2 separate regions of the Homo sapiens genome follow, and region 1 is linked to region 2. A link is a contact called in ENCODE Hi-C data. All regions are on one chromosome and are shown on one strand. The core of a region is the stretch at or near the end of the contact, and the rest is flanking DNA. Distances in the headings are between cores, read along the strand shown.

Region 1 (3,707 bases), core at 466-2,965, 250 kb before region 2:
AGCCCATGTGATAGTGTCCCACCCCTATTACCCAGCTTCCCCATGTCTTTGCTCACCGGCCTGACTTCCAACAGCCAGCACCTGTGATTTTCGGCTTGCTTTACCTACTGAAGCTCACTCTACCCACATGCCAGGCCAGAAGGGCAGGAATTAACACTCTCAAACAATGGCTGATGAGAACAGGTGCTTAAAGACCCCAGTTTCCCCACTCCTTGGGTGGGATAATTCTGAGGCATATATTCTAATTAGCTATCAGTGTTATTTAATATGATTGTACTCCAGTTGCCCACAGTGAAAATTTGCTTAATAACGCACCCTTTGGTGGCTTCCTTCCTACCCTAATTGGTGTTTCCTGGGATCACCTCCTCAGTAAACTACTTACACCCAAATAATTGTCTGAGGGTTCTGAGGCATCCCAAACTAAGACAGGAACTCTGGGAGAACAAAGCTTCCAGAAATCCTGTCTATATAAGAACACACAGATCTTCTTATTTCTGGGGAGACATAAAAAAGACTCTGAGGCCAGATGGCTGAGCCCCAGATTACTGGCACTCAAGCAAATTGGAACTCAGGATGCCCTTAAGCAGAATCTGTGGGCTCTTAAGGAATTCATTCTAAAAGAGGAGGCCCATGACTTCTATCTTGGAATTTTTGTAGGTTTGTGCGTTGGCAGGGAGGAATCATGTTTTTTACTTGATTCTGGATGCTACTGATCATCTTCCAAAATTATCTTGCAACTTGGCCTTGGATGACTCACATTCATCAAGAATGAATTTGAAAATCAGAAAGGGCATTCATCTTTATAAATAACTTTTTAGGAGATTACCAGGTTCCCTGACATCTGACTGAAGGAGATGTTTTCACTGGGTGGAGAGATTCTCCCTTCAATATATCAATATACTTTTTTTTTTTTTTTTTTTTTGGTAGAGACAGGGTCTCTCTATGTTGCCCAGGCTAATATCGAACTCCTGGCCTCAATTAAGCCTACCACGTCCCCCTCCCAAAGAGCTGGGATTACAGGCATGAGCCATTGCACCCAGCCTCAAGACCCTTGTTGTATGGAGAACAGAGAAGCATGGGTACAAGCAAAGGGACAGCTCTAAAGAGGTACAGTAATGACAGTGGAGGTGCAGGTCACCATTCTTTTGCCACAGTAGCTACACCAGTTGACAAGACCACAAAGAGGTGGAGTGGAGAGTGACTGTGGTACCCATGCCAGATGGCTTCAGTGGCTCCTGAGGACACCCTTAGCCACCCAAGAGCAGTAGGGAAGGGAAGGATCTGGGGACAGGCTCTGAAATCCCAGTGGCTCTGCCAAGTGAGGGTTTGAGTGAGAGGCCTAACTATACTCTTATTCATCAGCAGGGCTGGGAGAGTATACTCTGATGGAGCAAGGGTCACATTTTGCTTTGGTTAGCACATTCCAAAGCTGCCCTGTAACTGCAAAGAAAACAGGGGCCTTTTTTTCCCTCTTTACAGTTTATTGGCAAAGTATCAAATGTTTTATAGGGCAAATGCTACATCCGTCCAGCTGTGCTCAGCAGTTACTGCCAGCAAGGATGTTTCAGTTGGGACTCACACTAGGGTAACTTCGGGTTTAAAAGCCTGCCTCTGAATGCGTCTCTTCATGCCCTTTAAATGTTGCAAATCAAAGAGGCACACAGGGAGGCTTGGTGACTGGCAAACTTCCTGCCATGGTGATGAGAATATAGCCCTTTGTGTAGCTAGAACAGCTAGGGGTGAAGAGGAGAGAGGAACACAGGCAGCTCATCCAGGAGGTCCAAAGCCCCAACAGACAAGCAGAGCAAATTCCTCAGGCTGAGGTCAGGCTGGGGTACTGATGATACCTCACCAACTACCAACAGTGTCAGGCAGCTGCTTCTTTACAGGCAGCAGTGCCCTTGTTCCTGCTCATCCTCTCCTTCCTTTCCCTCGCTTTCACATTGCTTCAGTCAACCTTCATCTAGGGCCCATGATATGACAGTGTGCGCTTATGGGACAAACCAACAGATTTATTTTAGGTTCACGAGGCATCAGAACCCCTAACTCCTAACTTGCACTGGCCCCTTCCCCAGAATTGTGATCCCCTGATACCATGTTCTTATACTTTTCTTTCTTTCTTTTTTTTTCTTGTTTTTGAGATGGAGTCTTGCTCTGTCTCCCAGGCTGGAGTGCATTCAGCGGAGCAATCTCGGCTCACTGCAAGCTCTGCCTCCTGGGTTCAAGCGATTCTCCTGCCTCAGTCTCCCGAGTAGCTGGGACTACAGGCACCCACCTCCATGCCCGGCTAATCTTTTGTATTTTTAATACAGAGGGGGTTTTACTGTGTTAGCCAGGATGGTCTTGCTCTCCTGACCTCGTGATCCACCTGCCTCGGCCTCCCAAAGTGTTGGGATTACAGGTGTGAGCCACTGTGCCTGGCCCATTCTTATACATTTCTAAAGGAAGATATTTTAATGGAAGTCGTCTGAGATCCTTGTCATTTTCTATGCCAAATTCCTTCCCCTCCACCTCAGTCACCTTCACATATGGAAGGAATGAAGTATCCATGGGCATTTTTGGGACCCAGCTAAAGGGAAGTTGAGTGATGTTTGGGTTTAGTGGGCTATGTTTATGTGATTCACAGTCACTTCCCATATAAAATTCGGTATTGTTAGCCTTCTTGTGTTGGAATGGCTTCTAGGAATACAGCTGTGGTCCACTATACTCACTTGCCCAGTGACGTGACTCACAGGTGCATAGCCTCCACAACACAGACATCGGCCACAAACTGGTTAATGAGTGCTGTCAATTCAGAGTGTGCAGAATTAGTACTGCATGAGGAAGTGCAAAATGCCTCGAAATCTTATAGCACGTAATAAAAGAAAACTGGTGGTGGTTTTTAAAACAACAGTCTGAAAAATTTATAAGACATGAGTAGTAAGGAGTTGTGAAACTAAAATAAACTTTTCTGAATTCTGTAAAATAAAAATCTAATTGTATCAATCATGCTAGAAGAAAGACTGAATTATCTTTTTGTTCTCTCAAAAGAAAAAATCTTCAAAAAATTGTTGTCAAATGAAGGGGTGATCAAAGAATAAACACAAGAAATAGAGAAAGGATATAGTGATATAACAAGCAGTTAATTAATAAAAATAGACTGTAATTTTTCTGGATTTTGAGACTTTAAAAATTCAATTTGTGATGTATTCCCTCATTCTAAATATATATTCACTTCCATACTTATAATTTTTTCATTAATATATTTTGTATTCTTCTTATTAAAGGGTGCTCTCCCAATTATGTAAACTTCATGCTCCATGAAACCACCTGGCCACCATCATGACTACTGGGAATAAAACAGTCAAGACCTGGCTCTTTGCCTGAAGGATCTCACAGGGCACAGGGCCAGCCTGATACAGAAGCCAACAATTACAGTGTCACCAGGAAGCACAAGGCCATCACCTCACTTCCTATCCCCAGCTCATTTTTTTTCTATTCAGAGATGACTTTTTGGGAGCACAGCCTACCCTGCTTACTCTCACAGTGCTTCCAGCCCTCATTCTCTCTCTCTCATTGTAGGTATTCTCTGACTTCCCTCCTCCTCACCACACTCAAACCTCAGAATTCATCCCACTTTGTTGTGAGAGGCACTTGTGTACCCTTTCTGACTGTACTAGGCTGTCCTGGTTATATCCTCTGGGTTTCTTTTTCCATACCTGTAGACA
Region 2 (3,938 bases), core at 402-2,901:
TGTGACAGAAGCAGGTCAAGGCTATGGGAGCAGGAGTGGGAACTTGACCCAGGTCTGGACGTTGCGGCAGCTTCCTGGCGAAGGGACACTTAACTGGGGTCACAGTGTATTCCAAGGTATGCGGATTCATGGCAAGCAAAGGGAGAAGGACAGAGAAGCACAGGCACAGTGGCTCCCAGGCTGTTTGTGCTGCCCGCTGTGGGGCTTACCCTTAAATACAGAGTAACATGTCTTGATTCCTTGAGGTTTTAACAAGTCATGTCTCTCCAACTGCTTCTCAAGGCCATAGAGAGTTTGTGCATATTTGGGTTAGAGAGTAGGAAGAGGCAGAATTTAAATAGTGCTTTGGATAGTCCATTGTCTAAGAGCTTTCTGCCCAAAATACCATCTGTCACCATGCTTAAAGTCCACCCTTGGCTCCCCACCCCTTCGGGTCTGACAGCCACCACTGTGGAGCCACCAATGGAAATATAGGACTCTCCTGGGTAAATTCATGCAACAAAGAGATTATTGGTGAGAATAGAAAGATAGAGAGGTAGGGGAACTAGAAAGGGGAAGAGGAAGGAGGATAAGGGGGAGCAAAGGTGCTCTTGGATTTTTGCAAATTTCTTCCTGCTCCTTTTCTTGTATCCTCCATTTTTCTACTCTCAAGACACACATTCAGTAAAGGCTACTGAATACATTCAAGAAGAGGGTGGAAACAGTGTGTTTGAGGTAGGTCTGTAAGGCAATATATCAGAAAGAGTGGGGAAACCCCGTGTGACACCTTCTGGGTGGTCCTGAACAAACCCAGTGCTCTCTCTGGGCTTCTGTTTCTCCACTTGTCAAGTGTGCAGGTTGAGTTGGATTCTCTTCAGGGGAGCTTGCAGTCTTGACTTCTGTGATCTCCAGTTTAGACAGCAAAGTAAGAGGAGAGCCTGTTTCTGTGGCTGACAGGCTTGGGCTTTGTTTAATCTGTCTACACTGAAGCCAGGTCTGTGGAATCACGCAAAATAGCCCCAGAGGAAGATGTTGATGGCCAGCAAAAGGACAGCATTGATGTTGCAGACATGTCTCCAGAGTGGCTCCTCCTCAATGCTTGTCAGCTTCTGTTCTAGCGCAGCCTTCTCTGCTGGGCTCAGGGCCTGCTCCGGTGTTCCAGAGAGCCCACAGAACCAGCTCCAGAGCAACTTTCCCCAGGACCTGCTTGGGGCTGGAGGGACAAAGCCAGAAGACAAAGGAGAGCAGGAGGGGAGAGGCAAAGAAGATTGGAGAAAGGAAAGTGATAGGAGAGTAGGGGAGGGAGAGAGATGGTGAGATACTGATGGAAAGTATGGGGGGTGCACAGAAACTGGGGAGGGGTGAAGCCATAGACTTGTACTTTCTGCAAACCACAGACTGGGTGCTGAGCTGGTACTCTAGACTACGTTCTGATCTTGGCCACAGCACCCAAACAGTCATGTAGTGGAAGCACCACTTTCTTCAAGAGGGGATGGTGTATTAAGGTGGCAGGATAATGCAATTCATCCCAATTCATAGCACAAGTCCTGAATAAGGGAAGAAGGAAGGAGCATTATCTCACCCAGGAAGAAGGAAGTGTTTGAACCAGACAGACTGCTACAACCACAATTGGAAAGGGCACTGGGCTGCAAGCCAGAAACCTGGTTCCAGGGCCAGCTCTGCCATTAGCTGACTGTGAGGCCATATGCAAATCACTCAGCTTCTCTGAGCTGGAGGTTCTTTCTGTCTCAAATGTATCAATGACATATGCCCCATTCTTCTCCAGGTTGTTCTGACTACCAAATGAGGATGGAAATTGGACAGCACTTTAAAAGTTACCAGTACTGGAGCAGTGGGAGAGGTTCTGGTGTATATGATATGCTAAATGTGCACGAGACCGAACCCATGCAGACACGGGCTTCCTTGGGGTGAGAAAGGGGCCTGCTCTGAGGTTAAAAGGTAGCACAATTCACTAAAAACTAAATTCAAAAGAAGTAATAAGGTAAATATTTTTAAGTTTTTTAAAAATCAGCAGACATTATATTACAAATAAAATTAATATAAAAATCCTTTCACTGAGATTGAAAAGAATGTACTGGGAATGATTGCTTTATTATTTTAATGGGTTTAGAATGTGGTAGCTGGTAAGTTCAATACACAGGGTGTCAGAGATGCAAGAACCTTGGATGCCATCTGGTCTGGCTCCCTGATTGCACAGAGGAGAAAAAAGTCTCAGGAAAGGGAAGAGACTTATTTAAGGTCACATAGCAACAGAACTGCACTAACGATAATAGGAATTCAGCATTTCGTTTGTACTAGGCTTTATCATTTTCCAAGCTGTTCCAAACATTCTCTCTTTTGATTCCCTTGGCAACCTTCTGAGACAGAGGATGCACAGAGCTTCATATTTAAATTCATATGCCCGGAGAGCCTATGTCACTAAAGGAGTTATTAAGTGGTGTGCCATAACTCAATAAATTCGTATCTAAAAACTGGGATGTACATATTTCTTTCAGATCTACTCTGCTGTCCTTTAAATATTTTTCATATTTAAAAATATATATTTTATATATTATATATATATTTTGAGACAGGGTCTCACTCTGTTGCCCAGGCTGGAGTACAGTGGCACATTCATGGCTCACTGTAGCCTCAACCTCCTGGGCTCAAGCAGTCCTCCCATCTCAGCCTCCTGAGCAGCTATGACCACAGGTGTGCACCACCACGCCCTGCTAATTTTTGTATTTTTTGTAGATATGGGGTTTTGCCATGTTGCCCAGGCTGGTCTTGACTCCTGAGTTCAAGCAATCCCCCTGTCTTGGCCTCCCAAAGTGCTGGGATGACAGGTGTGAGCCACTGTGCCAGCCTCCTTTAAATATTTTTAACTTTTCTTTTCAGGACTCAACATTATACTATGCCTACCTGCAGGCCTTTGGAGAGGGGGTGCCTCTTCCATATTCCTGATGTTTGTTTCTCTGGGCAGGGAAGGAGCTTTAGAGTATAATGGCACCAGCCTTTCCCTACCCTTCTACTTCCTCATGGTGGTGGTCTGTGAAGGGGGGTAGGTTTCTCTCATTAGACTTCTTGGCTGACTTGGTGCCTCCTTTTTCTTGCTTGGAAGCAAGTTGTCCACAGGGAGCAGGCATTTCTCTTGGCTTCTCCAGGGACTACTCTGTCCCTTGGCATGGGGACCAGCTGGGGAGTAGGTCCATTTGTGTAACTCTGTGTAAGTCTGTCTAGTTCTGGGTTTCAGCCGTGGGAAAGTACAAGCTGTCTCCTTCCTCTTTCTCTTTGGGAACTTCCTTTGCAGCTTTGCCCCTTCTTCCTTCCTCCTTCTCTTGGCAGTTGCCTCATCTACAAAAGCTCATGCTCTCAGATTGCTTTCTTCAATACCGTAAGTTTTACAAGGCTCAGGACCCAGTCTTTGCAATGATGATGGGGGAGCAGTTTTATATATATATATATATATAAAAGTCTCAGGAAAAGGAAGAGACTTATTTAAGGTCACATAGCAACAGAACTGCACTAACGATAATATGAATTCAGCATTTCATTTGTACTAGGCTTTATCATTTTCTAAGCTGTTCCAAATATTCTGTCTTTTGATTCCCTTGGCAACCTTCTGAGACAGAGGTTTTATATATATATATATATATATATATATATATACACATACACATACATACACACACACAGGTTTTATATATATAATTTATATATATAATATAAATATAATTTATATATAATATAAATATAATTTATATATAATATAAATATAATTTATATATAATATAAATATAATTTATATATATTATATATTTTATATATATATATATTTGCAAAGCAAAATATACCATGAAGTAATTGGGGCAACTGATAAGACCAGGCAGGGTGATGTTGATCTTCGGTAGTGTCTTCTGAAGTGAGCCTATGTGGGTTTTAACCATGAAAGTTTGGAA

The links. A loop is a pair of places that touch in the nucleus more often than their neighbours do. Pooled maps may share reads with other maps.
Region 1: a loop to region 2 is called in a map of K562, with 4 times the contacts of the local background. The contact joins two enhancer-like sites. A Hi-C loop is called at or near these places in 9 of 168 maps with a recorded cell type or tissue (Calu3, K562, MCF 10A and 6 more) and 12 of 50 pooled maps.

What each region holds. Positions count from the first base shown.
Region 1 is chr1:48,492,284-48,495,990 of GRCh38, reverse strand. No RefSeq gene overlaps it. Among named protein-coding and RNA genes, the nearest start is that of SPATA6, 22 kb to the right of the region's middle. RefSeq lists an enhancer at 1,300-1,594. Within about 2 kb of position 1,715, at least 8 of the 41 ENCODE cell types and tissues checked have a DNase peak (open chromatin) inside an H3K27ac peak, as active enhancers do.
Region 2 is chr1:48,244,589-48,248,526 of GRCh38, reverse strand. SLC5A9 (solute carrier family 5 member 9) reads right to left here. Exons shown (of 14, transcript NM_001011547.3): 14 at 1-1,192. The coding sequence ends at 984. Among named protein-coding and RNA genes, the nearest start is that of SLC5A9, 24 kb to the right of the region's middle. Within about 2 kb of position 1,651, at least 6 of the 41 ENCODE cell types and tissues checked have a DNase peak (open chromatin) inside an H3K27ac peak, as active enhancers do.